Linked DNA regions of Mus musculus: regions 2, 3, 4 and 5 are each linked to region 1. Evidence: chromatin contacts called from ENCODE Hi-C or POLR2A ChIA-PET data. All regions are on one chromosome and are shown on one strand. The core of a region is the stretch at or near the end of the contact, and the rest is flanking DNA. Distances in the headings are between cores, read along the strand shown. Region 1 holds the start of Klf6 (Kruppel-like factor 6). Region 2 has its middle 220 kb from the start of Gm40658. Region 3 has its middle 78 kb from the start of Pitrm1. Region 4 has its middle 55 kb from the start of Gm40659. Region 5 has its middle 89 kb from the start of Gm40659.

What was found. A loop is a pair of places that touch in the nucleus more often than their neighbours do. ChIA-PET counts read pairs that join two places held with the same protein, here RNA polymerase II (POLR2A).
Region 2: a map of gastrocnemius shows a loop between it and region 1 (2.8-fold over the local background). The contact joins the enhancer-like site here to the promoter of Klf6 in region 1. A Hi-C loop is called at or near these places in 6 of 37 maps with a recorded cell type or tissue (gastrocnemius and heart).
Region 3: a loop to region 1 is called in a map of left cerebral cortex, with 8 times the contacts of the local background. The contact joins the enhancer-like site here to the promoter of Klf6 in region 1. A Hi-C loop is called at or near these places in 18 of 37 maps with a recorded cell type or tissue (CH12.LX, Patski, T-helper 17 cell and 4 more). POLR2A ChIA-PET finds 5 or more read pairs at or near these places in 1 of 5 experiments (Patski).
Region 4: a map of gastrocnemius shows a loop between it and region 1 (2.1-fold over the local background). The contact joins the enhancer-like site here to the promoter of Klf6 in region 1. A Hi-C loop is called at or near these places in 3 of 37 maps with a recorded cell type or tissue (gastrocnemius and heart).
Region 5: a map of heart shows a loop between it and region 1 (14-fold over the local background). The contact joins the enhancer-like site here to the promoter of Klf6 in region 1. A Hi-C loop is called at or near these places in 3 of 37 maps with a recorded cell type or tissue (all heart). POLR2A ChIA-PET finds 5 or more read pairs at or near these places in 1 of 5 experiments (Patski).

Annotation. Positions count from the first base shown.
Region 1 is chr13:5,860,072-5,862,844 of GRCm38, reverse strand. It overlaps Klf6 (Kruppel-like factor 6), which reads right to left and starts at 1,356. Exons shown (of 4, transcript NM_011803.2): 1 at 1,003-1,356. The coding sequence starts at 1,206.
Region 2 is chr13:4,941,257-4,944,029 of GRCm38, reverse strand. No RefSeq gene overlaps it. Among named protein-coding and RNA genes, the nearest start is that of Gm40658, 220 kb to the right of the region's middle. Within about 2 kb of position 1,370, at least 1 of the 3 ENCODE cell types and tissues checked has a DNase peak (open chromatin) inside an H3K27ac peak, as active enhancers do; it is gastrocnemius, where a contact is called at or near this core.
Region 3 is chr13:6,468,285-6,471,057 of GRCm38, reverse strand. No RefSeq gene overlaps it. Among named protein-coding and RNA genes, the nearest start is that of Pitrm1, 78 kb to the left of the region's middle. Within about 2 kb of position 1,395, at least 2 of the 3 ENCODE cell types and tissues checked have a DNase peak (open chromatin) inside an H3K27ac peak, as active enhancers do; they include gastrocnemius and left cerebral cortex, where a contact is called at or near this core.
Region 4 is chr13:5,312,093-5,314,865 of GRCm38, reverse strand. No RefSeq gene overlaps it. Among named protein-coding and RNA genes, the nearest start is that of Gm40659, 55 kb to the right of the region's middle. Within about 2 kb of position 1,362, at least 1 of the 3 ENCODE cell types and tissues checked has a DNase peak (open chromatin) inside an H3K27ac peak, as active enhancers do; it is gastrocnemius, where a contact is called at or near this core.
Region 5 is chr13:5,346,636-5,349,408 of GRCm38, reverse strand. No RefSeq gene overlaps it. Among named protein-coding and RNA genes, the nearest start is that of Gm40659, 89 kb to the right of the region's middle. Within about 2 kb of position 1,353, at least 2 of the 3 ENCODE cell types and tissues checked have a DNase peak (open chromatin) inside an H3K27ac peak, as active enhancers do; they include heart, where a contact is called at or near this core.

The DNA.
Region 1 (2,773 bases), core at 107-2,606:
GGGTTTTAAAGCCTGGGAGGTTGTGAAACCGACGGAATTTATTTGATCTGCTAATTCACTTGGAGGAAAAAAAATACCCAGAAGGGTAGAGAGACGGCCACAGAATCATCGTTTTTAAAGACAATGGTGAAAGTGTTTGAGAATATTTTTGCCACTCACAGAATCCTATGACTTAGAAGGGGTAGGGGGTGTTTCTTTTATTCCGGTTGCCCCAAATTCTAGTTCCACTAAAATGCCGGAATTAGAGATTTTTCTTGCCCAAAGTAAGACCCGAAGCAACTAGGAATGGACTCATTGTCATATGACTGACAAGTCACTTGTGTGCAAACAGCACCCCCACACACACACACCCGCCGCGCAGTCAACAAGAAAAGCAGGTAAGAAAAACAAGGCAGGCATACGTGAATGATAAGAAATTATCCAGACGGAAAAGAAACTGCAAATGGCCTTGAATTCAAAAAGAACTACTGCGTTCCGCAAGCAAAATGTTAAGACTTTTAAATTTGGGACATACAAATATCAAAACAAAACCAAAATCCTTAAATCAAATCTTTTGGTAGTCAAGGCAAGCTCGTTCGTATGACAGGGTCCAGCTGTGGAGTTTGGAGCTGGTACAAACCCCAAACTTGTGCCAAGGGCTCAGGTCTGGATCGGTCAGAATAATTTGGGGTCCCCCCCCCCAGGTGTATGCTGCTCGTAAGCTCGGAATTAGCAAAACACGAAAAAAAAATGAAGAAATAAAAACGTAGTGGGAAGGAGAGCTCGCCTTCACACAAATGACAACTCTACTCCTCGCTCCCGAAGGCTCGCTCTACAGTGCCTTCATCATTCCAGGCAGCAGAAGGACATCTTAAGATCATTACTTTATATTTTTAATTAGGCAAATGCTAATCATCATTAAAAAGATGCACTTCCAAGCACACACCATCTTGCCTGCTCCTCCGCGCGACTCCCTCCTCGGCGTACCGGGCAGGTGAAAAAAAAAAAAAAATCCGTATTTACCTGTTGCCAATATTCCTCCAGGGACGGCAGAGCCGAGAAGTAGCCCGTTTCGTGCACAATCTGTAGTTCCTGGAAGATGCTACACATTGGGAGCACATCCATGTCGGGTTGGAAAAGACAGTCCTCGCTGTCGGGAAAACAGGGAGGTGAACGATCAGGAGTCCGAGCAGAAACTGTTCCCGGGAGCGCAGGTGAAAGTTTCATGCAAACTGGATGGCGCTGCAATCGGACGCCGGGTCCGGACCCTCCCGCAGCCCGCAGCGCGCCGAGCCCACGCAATATTTGCAAACAGCGGACTGACTGCAAGCGTAACCCCTGCAAAACTTCCCTATTCAAAGCTCCGCTGCCAGCCTCCCCCCTCCTCCCCCGCTTGGCTCCCCCCTTCTCCCCCCACGTGACCAGCTTGGAGCTCCGCCCCCCACGGTACCCAATCCTGCCGCTCCTGTACCCGGGGCTGCGCGACGATGATGTCAGCTCGCACCAATCGCCGGTGCGGACACACAGCGGCCCCGCCTGGCGTGACCGAGCCTCTTCATTAAAGGCCTCCTTATTGGTGCAATTCGAACTCGGCCTGCGCTGATTGGAAAGACGTCTCACAGGCTATTTTTAGCAGGGTATATAAGGCGAGGGCTACGGCGCACCGAAGGAGTCGGCGCTGGGAGGTGTACAGCCCAACGTTGCAGAAGTGCGGCCGGAGCGGCCGGAGCTGGGGGAGCCTAGCCGGGCAACCGGGCACCTGTCCCCGCCGCCCGGCTGCCCGGTTGCACCTTCTGATCCGGTCACACGGACCGGCACCCCCCAAAAAGACCAAAGATAGCAGACATATTCCCGATCCCCCTCATTTCCTCCCGCTGGGTTCCCGTGTTCCCGGATCCTTCCCTGACCCTCCATTCTCCTTGGTCCCTTGATTTCTCTCTTTGTTCGGAGTCCCCTCCATACTCAGAGATGCAGAGGTGCCCCGGGGTGGGCGCAAACGTGCCCGCAGGTTTCCCTGTGGCGATGGGACAATAAGACCGAACAGCAGGGGGACTTGGTACTCCAGAGTCACTGTGTGGTAGTTTCTGTCTAGGACGGAGGATGACAGGAGCCTGAGACCAAAATACCCCCACTTCTTACGCAGGCAGAGAGGGGGAAACGGTAGAGCATCTCAAAAGCCCCCTACCTGACCAGTGTGTCAAAAACACTCAGTTCTCAGGAATGAATTTTACCCACTCAAAAGTTGAAAATGCAGCTTTTAAGATCGCATCCGTGACCTGGCGCCATGGCCACACTGTACTTGGAGACCTGGACATTCACAGCTTAAAACTCCCCTTTTTCTTGTTGCACAGTTTTAATTCAAAGAAGATGCAGATTTTGCTGCTAATGGGGTTTAAATCTGTTTATCTCGTAGAAGGCAGTCTCGGAGATGTCTCACCAAGGTTAACAGGCTTTCCCATGGATGTGTAAACAATTCAAATTAGGTTGAAGATGACAATTTTTTTCATACAAATTATCTACCAAAGCACACCATGATATCTAAAAAAAAAAAAAAAAAAAACGAGCGACTAAAATTTTTGAATAAAAATCCAATTATAACAACTTCGAATATAATTTTTAATGAATAGTATCCTTTTAAAAGTTGTCAAGTACGTAAAATAAGCTGAGGGGAGTTTTTCTGTTTAATTTACGAAGTCTAGAAGAGAAGCATGTGCCAGAACCATAGGCTTGTCAGGTTTGTAGGCCTATGTATGGGGGCGAAGATGGGAAAAGTTATCTCACGTGCCTATTGTAT
Region 2 (2,773 bases), core at 121-2,620, 920 kb after region 1:
TAACTGTCATCATCTGATTGGATAGATAATTTAGGGAAAGCCATTCATTTGGTGTGCCTTTGTATAGTTTTTAAAGCAAAAATAGTTGGAGTCACATCTTTAAAGAATATCGAGAATTTATATCTAAGTGGCAGATGAGTGGAAACCATCTGGACTGCTGTATAAGCACTATAAGATGAAAAGGAAATATTAATATTGGTTTCTTCAAAGGTAAGTGATTTGATCTATGATGTAAAAGGCTTTTTAAGAAGTGGAAAAGATATTCACTCTTTGTTCTTTTGAAACAGAGCAAAGATAGCATTCCTTTTAAGCCTCAATTATTTATGTTCCTGAAATATATGGGAAGAATTATTGGGCAAAGGCTTCACGTTTCTAAAGCAGCTGATTTTGTAGCTGTCAATTGAGTTATGAATGACACCACTTAATATAGAACATGAATAGCAGAAATGGGAAGGAATAAATTTGTTACATTTGTACATGTTAGATAGTTTCCATTGTTAATCTGACCTAAAGTATCATATCCAAACTGTCAAAGCAACAACATTTATATTGAAGAGAGTAATATTAAATATTTTTATTTAGTGTTTAAAAATTATCAACATGTATAGAAAGAATTTTTTTTCATGCCTGTTCCCTAGGGTCTAGCTCCTCCTAGAACCCCCCAAATCTATCTCCCATATAGCTTCACATTTTGTCTAATTTTTAAACAATAACCTGATAAGTCTAATAAATGCTGCCCATATATTCATAGGGGTGGGACTACCTACTGGAGCACAGGAAACCTTTCAGAGGCCAAAGAAAAGTGTTCCTTCCTACCTCAACAGCCACAAACTGCAAAAATATCTGCAGTTCATTTAAGGCACACAATTATCTATTTTCGTTGGCTGTTGCAAAGTGAATAACATGTTCTTAATCGCGTTCTCACGCCCGGCCAGGAAAGACGCAACAAACCAAAATCTTCTGCGGCAAAACTTTATTGCTTACATCTTTGGGAGCCAGGAGGGCAAGCGCCCAGCGCCCAGCCCCAAAAACGAAAGCCCCCTTCTTACATCTTTAGGAGCCAGAGCTCCGGCGCGCGCGCTCTATTGTTTACATCTTTAGGCAGCGAGCGAGCGCAGGGCGCGCAGAGCCAGAGAGATGCCAGCGAGAGAGAATGGCGGAAAACCCCGTCCCCTTTTTTAGGAGCGTTATATTTCGCCTAGGACGCATCACTCCCTGATTGGCTGCAGCCCATGGCCGAGCTGACGTTCACGGGAAAGGTAGAGTACAAGTAGTCATAAAATACCCTTGGCACATGCGCAGATTATTTGTTTACCACTTAGAACACAGGATGTCAGCGCCATCTTGTGACGGCGAATGTGGGGGCGGCTCCCAACAACATGTGCATATTTAAATACTGGAAAGATAGTAAACTCTTCATGAGCAGAACCAAGCCACAGGCAACTTTGCTGAAGGTCTGTGGTGATCTTAACATGGAAATTAGCTTTGCAGTCTGGAAATGGGGGTGAAAATCTAATGGAATCCTCTATGAGCTGTTTCCCTCCAAATTTGCTTTCTTTGTGTCAATTACTCAAAATTGCTTCATGTGTTCAATAATGTCTTCAATTTTACTCTTTTACACCTCAGTGGTGGATGCTCCTAATGTTCATAAATATAAAGGTAAGCAGTAGCAACATGAATAAAAACATTTGACCCATTAGAAAATATTTCAAGATGTGAAGATGGCCAATGTGAGATCTGGTTCATCAGAATATGAATGTGGTAGCATGAGAATCCAGGAAGGCATGAAACCATATGACCACCATCAACCTGAATGATAGCAAGCCCAAGTGAGGCCAAAGATGGTACATGGCTCTCTAATACCCACTTCAGATATGACTGCCTAATTTTGATCTTTGTCTTTATGAAATGCTCTGAAACACAAGTTTGAATATCTTAGTACTATTTCATGAAATAACACCATGGGCTTAGTCTATTTTTCTTAACATTATTTTATTTTTTTGTCTTTTTATTAGACTTGTGCCAAATTATACTTTAGTGTTCCATAGTATCTTCATAAATCCAATCCTTAGGATTGTTCTAGGATGATTTTCTCTTTTACCAATATTTTTAGAAAATAGGTGATGAGTGTATCATTTTGGTCTCTTCTCATGAAATAAAATAATATTCAAATTTTAATAGTCTTTTGAAGTACGGGTCTATTTGATGGGAAAATGACTTAAAAGTATTATTTTCTATGTATTGATCATGGTTCGATTATTTTAAAAGTTAAAGATATAAGTGTTAGTATAAATGTATGCTTCCATTTCTCTGGGTTCAGTGCCTAGGAATAAAGCAGCAAGGCCATGTGACGGGTTCATAGTTAATGTCTAAGAAACCCTAGAATGGCTCACACAATGCACCTGACTTACCAAAAGAAGAGGAGTCCCTGTGCTCCTCATCCCCTGTGGTACTCTTGTAATCGGCAAAAAGCTTCATCTCATTCTCACTTCATTTCTTTTTCTATAATTCTTATATTAAGGAATCCTTAAGAATCCCATAAGTATTCCTTATATATTTGCTAGTCTTCCCATTTTGTTTTTTATTAACATGTTATCAATTTGGTCATGTTTCTGCTGTTTAAAATTATGTCACTTATTCCTAATAAGCTGTAAGCATTGTTTATATGTTCTAGTCATGAATTTATAGTTGGATATATATATGTTTTCTGTGAATTTTCTTTTACTCACTAGCCTATCTTTTCTTTGTCTTTTTCTTTTTTAAAGTGTTAGCT
Region 3 (2,773 bases), core at 146-2,645, 610 kb before region 1:
TGCAAGGAGCCTCTTCTTTGAACCAATCCAAATAAAATGAAAAAGAGCTTGAGGCACGAGGCTGATGCTGTGTGACCTGAGAAAGTTGAGGCTGCTTCTTTGCATATGCAATGAGCAGCCAGGGTGTGAAAATAGACAGGATCGGGCCTCTCTTGGCTGCGGATTCCTAGCTGTGCCTCTAACACGTTCCTTTCATGCCTGCACCTCTTATACCATTATGCGGTTTGAGCCACATGCAGGAATAATGATTCAGCTTAGACTAGACACAAGGGCCAACCAGATTTGAGCTGATTTCTAAACCAAATCCCAGGTTTGGAAAATTACTAGTGTATGTCGCAGTTGCAATATATTAAGAACTTCTCTAAATGAACCACCATGAGTGGATGTGGTCTGACTCCCACCCTTGGGGTATCCACAGTAACCCTGCACAGTATGCGGAGAATTTCCCCTGTACTTTTCTTCTGCAGTGTGGCATTTGCTACAGGACCCTGCATTACCAGGAACCACAGCTCAGCATTCTTAAGAGAAATATTATTTGGTGTTTAGTGGAGCCCTAAATTAGTGATGCACCGTAGTGATTTTCATTTGGAATACCCTCGTTACCATGGCAATCATATCATGCCATGTTTCGTTGTCTTGGGTGTTTCTAGAAGCAATCCAGTCTCCGTAAACTCCTCATCATGTCGGAGACCCTGAATACTCCACGTTTATGCATGCTGACTGAAATCAGGCATATTAGAACCCCAGGGCCGAGAACACATCCAACTCTGTCATTATGTCAATTTCCTGCATATTGAGTAAGCATTAGCAGTCACATAAAGTAGACAATTAGTGAACTACAAATAGGAAATGCACAGGTCTTGGACAAATCTGTCTTTTGATATTCTAGGTATTTATGAGAGCTTAACAGCCTGCATAGTAAGCTGCCGACCTCAAGACTCTCTCTGCCTATGAGGCGCGTTGGCACACCTGTGAACACACGTGTCTGTATGGTGTGTCCATGCGTGTGGTGATAATGCTGTGTGTATGTGTGGGCAGGTATGTATCTGGGTGTATGTGTGAACCTGCATAGTGTGTGTGTATTAGACATTGTGGTGACATAAAGAGAGATGAAGATAAATAACATGGAGAGAGGAGGGAGGGAGAAAGGTTCAGGAGATGGAGGAGGAGAGAGAGTGCATGGTGGGAGTGTACCACAGAGCCTCTGAGAGGAACAACCCAGGCATAGGCATGTGTGAGCATGAGCGATGTCCTTCACTTCCCTTGTCACAGTCCAACACATGCTCTGAATCTCATTTTTGAACCAAAGCTTCAGGCACTTCCTGGCTGACTGCCCATCAGTTTCAGCCTCCACTGAGCAGAAAGAACTCCTGGGAGGGGCTCTGCATTCTGAATGGACTGGACGAGGCTGGTTTTGAAAATAAGTCTCAAGTTATAGTCTTGCTGGGGAAACTCATCGCAGGTGACCTTTGTCTCTTGGGCTCTCTCCCCAGGGGTTTTTCCAAGAAGGGAAGGAAGCTTTCTTCTGAGTCTTCCAGCAGGTGGCAGTGCGGCCGATAATTATCTCCTCGGAGGCTGCAGTAAACACTGTCTTCTTTAGATGCTGAAGGAAGTGAGCTGTCTCCCTCTTCATTAAGGGTCAACGTCAGTGAATGATAAAGAGCAGGATGAGCTTTGGAATAGCAAACACTCAGCGCATAGCATCCTCTAGCAGTTTTGAAATGCATATATGTAATTATTATATGGGGTATAGTCATGTTCAAAGCACGAGTTGGCAGACTCAGTGACTTCCTATACCACAGACCCCAGTGCCATTACACAAATCAACACAAGTGCAGTTGGGCTTCTTCCAGGTTTCAAGAAGTTGACACAAAATCTCAGTTGCTTACCGGTGACTGTGATTCATAGCAAGAACTGACGTTCCTTCACTTAGTAATGTAGGAGGGGAATGTGTGAAGGTGAAAGTTGAGGACCATGACAGAGTCTAATAAAAATCTATGCATACTACTTGGAATATAAATAGAAAATATACACCCCACAAATATACCTATGGTCTATACAATCTCAAATATCTCAGTGCCTTGACTTCTAATGAAAGACCCACAACGTGAGGACTCCCCCACGTTCTGACTCAGGAGAGGTGACACCCCAAATCTCTCACGAGAAATGGTCTTGATGAAAACTGCAAGAGGTTTATTCGGGAAAGAACAGTGCACTGGGGACGACTCATATCCCACGCAGGGGTAGAGGAGTCGACCACGAGCTCAAGGGGTAAGGGGTTTATAAAGGCAGAAACCGCAAACACCTGGCATTGGGCTATAGCATTTGGCAAGCTAGCAAGTTTGCATAATGGATTTAAGGAATGGTTAGAGTATTCTGTACAAACATTTCCTGCAACAATGGGGCAAGTTCTACTCCCTGCCATTAATGACACAGGTCTAGGGGCTTAAATAATTTTCGCTCTCTCTCAGGATCTTTCACTAACCCTTTGCCCTCAATGTCCATCTCACTCTTCTTCAGGATGCTAGCAGGATGGAGCTATATCACTTTGTGAGTTCAGTGTGGTACTGCTTGTCCTGCAAGCTTTCACCTTTCTTCAAGGAAGACTCTTTCAGAGTATAGTGAACTCTGATATGTACAAATGTACAGTAGTCTTTCTCTTAGGGTAAAGATGTTCCTGGCCAGCCATACCTCGAGGATTCTCTCAGGATCTCAAATTATAGCATCCGCGTGTGTGTGCAGGAGAGCTTGTGAGAATGGAGGCAGGTTCCAT
Region 4 (2,773 bases), core at 113-2,612, 550 kb after region 1:
TCACAGAGTGATTCTTGTCAGGGTGTATTAGACAACATAGTGAATTTCAAAGTTAAATATTAATTTTAGTTTCTGGTTTTGCTGCTCAGGATTTCCATTCAGCATTTGTAGAATTTCAGAGTGTGCTTTATGCCAGCAGATAAAAAGGGTAGCTAGGGTTCCTTAGAGGGTTAACAGTTCCTGACCATGGCAGCACAAATGTCATGCCTAAGAACCATAATTTGATCATTTATATTTCATGTAATGTTAGAAATTTGTATTTTTGTGTGAAAAAAATAATAGAGGCATGGAAAACAGACTAGATGTGTAGCTCAGTCGGTAGCATGAGCACCTAGCAAGCACACAATTCTGGGTTCAGTTCCCAACACCACATACAACTGTGCATGGTGGTAAAGCCTTCCATCGCAGCACTTTGAGGATGGAGGCAGGAGATCAAAAGCTTGAGATCATCCTCAGCTATACAGCAAGCTCAGGGCCAGGCTTAGCTCCTGTCTCAGGACTTAAAAGAAATGTAGGAGGATAATATGAAGGCAGACAAAAGATTAAAAGTTCTGAAATAACACATTCTTCCCTCTTACAGATAACAAATGCCTCACATTTGTCTTGTCACTCTTTTTATATTTTGGGGTAACTTCATTTGTACCTATTCAAAAATCTTCAAGGGTATTTTTTCTATTGTCTCATTTAAGGAATGTGACTCATGCAGCATATTCTGCTTTGTAAGTACTTGGTCGTCAATATTGTACACAACACTTTCTATTTCCAGGACAGACATTGCTTTACTGTGACAACAGAATTATTTACCTGGGTTCAAAAACCAGTGTTGGTGGTACAGGGTCTCTTTGATATCATTTTATGAGCCTGCATAATGGATTCTTTAGTGGCTGGGCAATCATACTTCCAGTTTAAAGCCAGTGGGTCCAGCCGCTGCTGTCCACACAAATGCCTCATGCCTCTGAAAGCAGTAGCTATCCCAGTTTCAGTCTGCAAAGAAGATTACCAGCCAGTTCTGGAAGGTTATGCAGCAACCACAGAGGCAGAGGGATCCCATTGAACTTGTACAGCAATTGATACCGCAGCTGCAAAGTAAACCCAGCAGAAGCGATGAGCCCACTGGCAGTTGCATACATGTAAACTCTCAAAAATAGCATTGTTGGAAATTAATGGCCTTTATGCATTGCCCCACTTTTTTTTCTACAAAAATCAGAGCATTGGGGAAGAAGAAGATGATATTTTAATGTGTTGATATAACATATAGCAAAGAATTAAGTGTCCTTAAAGGGAAACACAGGCCTGTATACCAGAGTGATAACCAAAGAGAAGCAGTGGACTGAGGACCCCTGCAGCGTCTGTCCTGCCTCACTCAGCAAGGATAGTTCTGGTACAGATGGCGGCAGCTTGTATGCTCTACAGCTCTCATGGAGACTGTCTCCCTGTGACAATACTGTTTACCCACCTTCTAAATCCCTGCCTCACTTCTGCTGCTTTAAACCCATTCCCTTTCTCCTGTTTTCTGGGTTATGTCTTTCTCTTCAGTTGCTAAACCCCCAACTCTCTTGAGAAAACAAAACAAAAATCTCGCTCTCATGTTACACATCAAAAAAAAAAAGTCTGTTTCTTCGCTCGTTGTCTCTTTTATCTTTCCTTGTTTTCTGTTCTCATTTCTAGAAGTTGCCATTTGAGCATATTTTACAGGTGTTAGATATTCCTTTAAACAAGATTTCATCTGTGTCTTTTAAGTCATTTCCCTCTAATGTGGCTTCTTTTCTTCTTCCCCTTCTGCTTCGTTTACTTGTTCTCTTTTGACGTTAAGTTTGAGGCTTCCCTCAAATATCTGCAAATGAGATTATTTGGAAAGACTCCGTGTTTGTCTTGAACTTTATTGGATACTAGCAAATTGTTCTCCCGGGAAACTTCATGTCAGGAGCAGAAAATGAGCATTCTTGTGACCGTAATCTCACCCACTAGGTTTTCTCTTCTGCTTCTTTTTTTCCTCTTTCCATTTAATAGGCAGTAAACAAGAAACAAAACATTATCACTTTTCATTGATCTTAACTTCCTTAGGTCTCAGGTGACAAACCGTGAACATTTAATGTCCTTTATAATAACCCTCTTAAATTATTCTGACTTTACGTGGTTCTTGGCTGATGTATGCTGGTGTGAAATATCTCTTTCTTACATTTTAGGCCTTTATCACACATGTTTGACATTGAAAGGATAACTAACATCCATACTCTATTTTCTTGTTTTATTCTTAGAAATGTATATAATAACCTAGAACCTATGTGTACAGTTTTATGTCAATATAGAGCCACTTGCTTTTCTTGTAAATTCCTCATTCATAGAAAATTTGAAATAAAATTCATGAGTGTATGACTCAGAAAGACATTTTATTCTTCTCTGAAATACTAGGTAGATCTTACCTGATATTATAAATGGAATATCATTAGTCTAAAATAGTCTCATATCAACCTACTATTTCATGTGGTTTTCTGTCCTTCTAAAATGTAAATTCTTTATTTAGACATATTAGGATGAAAAATATAAATTTATCCATTGGAATTTATAAGGGAAAATGTCGCAAATGCATAATTTACAGCATTCTCATGTGAATGCCTATAACTAATTAATAAAATGAGTAACATAAATTCTCAAAGGAAAAAAAAATCCTTTATTGGCTATATTGAAAGATGATGATGGAAGAATTTGTGCTATTTCAAAAAAAGAAGTGATTAAAGTTTAATTTAGATTTTTCAATTCTTGCAGACCCAAA
Region 5 (2,773 bases), core at 104-2,603, 510 kb after region 1:
ATAGGTGGAACAACAATATGAACTAACCACTAACCCCAGAGCTCCCTGGGACTAAACCACCAAAGAAATCACATGGTGGGACTCGTGTCTCTAGCTGCATATGTAGCAGAGGATGGCCTAGTTGGTCATCAAAGGGAGGAAAGGCCCTTGGTCCTGTGAAGGTTCTATGCCCCAGTATAGGGGAATACCTGGGCCAGGAAGTGGGAGTGGATGGGTTGGGGAGCAGGGGGAGGGGGAGGGTATGGGGATTTTTTTTGAGGGGATAACTAGAAAGGGGGATAAAATTTGAAATGTAAACAAAGAAAATATCTAATAAAAAATAAAGCTATACACTATAAAAATTTAAATTGATATATGATGTCACAGCTAGCTTATACATGTTAATATGCATCCAACTGAGAGAATGAACTACTAAAATGTCTCAGGTAAACAGAATTGACACAGTTCAGAAAAGCGTTTTGCTGGATTTGTTAAGTCCCCTTTGACTAGACATGTAATTTGTGGGAGGATGACTATTTGAAATGTATGTTCATATCTACAACTATTTTTCTGTATTAATGGAAAGATATATTTTTATTTAAACTGTGAATTAAAAAATGATAAAACACAAATATAAATGTATGTATATTTATTTATTTATAATGGTAAAATTTAGGAGTATTTAAGCAGAACTAAGCTACTGAAGACACATTTTAAAAGATCAAAGCTCTGCAAATAAACACACATGATAGCCCACACATGTGTCTTCTTTCAAAGTGAGTCTGGAAGCCAAAAACACTTTTGTAACTGTAAGATCAAATATATTTCTTGCACCAAAACTCATTCTGAAAATTGTATGTTGGTTATAAAAACAACCTGTTATAGAGAAGCAAACTCAGGAGGAGCAACTGCCTTGATATTTTAAAGGTGAACTTATGACAGCCAAAACCTGGAGCAGGAAGATTAAAATGCCTTTAATTTGATCATTCTTTGCCTGCAAAATGCCACAGACATTATTGGTTTTGAAAGCTCCGGAAATATGTCCTGATGCTTTCAAGCGTCTCATCCTTCTCAGTATACTGAGTATTTCTCGTCCCTTCTTTCCGATGCCCAGCTCCACCAATGTCAATAAAGCACACTGTCTGCTTTAGTCTGGGAACCATTCACTCTCTGCACTGTCTTCTGCACTCTGGCCGAGATAATGCATCTGGGTCTCCTTAGTGATATTCTGAACACATTTTTGCTCTCTTCCACCCAGAGCACATACTTCTGGTGGAATTCCTGTTGTGTGGGAGGCCAGCTAAACTGCATTCACACACTGGCACTCCCAGATGTGTCCTTGCTGGATTTATTCCAGTCCCTCTGTCTCAGCAGCCAGACATGTGTTGCTTAAGTCTGATCTTCAGTATCTGAGCCTGACAACCACAGGAGCCTTTGTGCTGTTTATTTATTTGATGGCTGTCTGTCTCTCTCTCCCTTTCTCTCCCTCTCTCTGTCTCTCTCTCTCTACCTGAGTGCGTGTTTCCTTCTTTTATATGTTCTTGATTCCTTCTTTTCTATTAAAATTTTAAAAATGTTTGTTTCCAGGACAAAAAAAGTAAGACTTTTAATGGCAGCCAGGAGATGAGATGAGATGGTGTTTGGGTGTTTGTTTTAGTTACAGGAAGGTCACTACAATTACAACTGCAGGCAGACACCTGCACCATCTGTTTTTGTCAATAAGCCTTTCAAAAGAACACAACACACAGTCATTTCCCATCAGGATGTGTTCTTTCAGACCTGTGAAGAACATTGGCTCACCTGGAACATGACTATTTCTTGAAAGATTTTTTTTTGCTATATTATATGATGGTAAGAATTGGTTGTTAAATGTGAGAGTGGGTGGGTAGGGGAGCAGGACAGGGGGAGGGTATAGGGAACTTTTGGGATAGCATTTGAATTGTAAATAAAGAAAATAGCTAATAAAAAAGGGGGAAATGAGATATATAAAAAAAGAGTTGGTTGTTTGTGAGGAAAAAAGAAATCTTGTCTCAAGTTAAAAGCTTGAATCCCTACTCTGTCTCTCTGTCTGTTCCCGAGTCTGTGTCTGAGTGTGTGTCTGTGCCTGTGCCTGTGTCTGTGTCTGTGTCTGTGTCTGTGTCTCTGTGTCTGTGTCTGTGTCTGTGTCTGTGTCTGTGTCTGTGTCTGTGCCTGTGCCTGTGCCTGTGCCTGTGCCTGTGCCTGTGCCTGTGCCTGTGCCTGCCTGTGCCTGTGCCTGTGCCTGTGCCTGTGCCTGCCTGTGCCTGTGCCTGTGCCTGTGCCTGTCTCTGTCTCTGTCTCTGTCTGTCTCTGTCTCTCTGCCTCTCTCTGTCTCTCTGCCTCTCTGTCTCTCTGTCTCTCTGTCTCTGTCTGTCTCTCTCTCTCTGTCTCTCTCTCTCTGTCTCTGTCTCTGTATATTAGTGATGACTGGGGAAATGGGACAGGAGTTTTGGAGAGCAATCACAGCCATCTAGCCATCACTGTTCAGGCTGATGATTTGAATACCTGAGAGAGACACGAAATGATTAACACATAATACTATAGACGGTAATGGGTATACCACTTCCTGGAAAAGACATCATTCATAGGAAGTGACCACAAGTCTTTGTCAACTGATTCCCATCCCTGGAAATATCCAGTGAGTGAAGTTCCAAAGCCTTCAGAGTTTGGTCAGGCATGACAACTCTTTATTTGTTGCTCTTAACTCTTGTGATGGACACAAAATCCAAACAATAGATGTCTGTATGCATTAGATATTTTTGTTCACATGTGATGT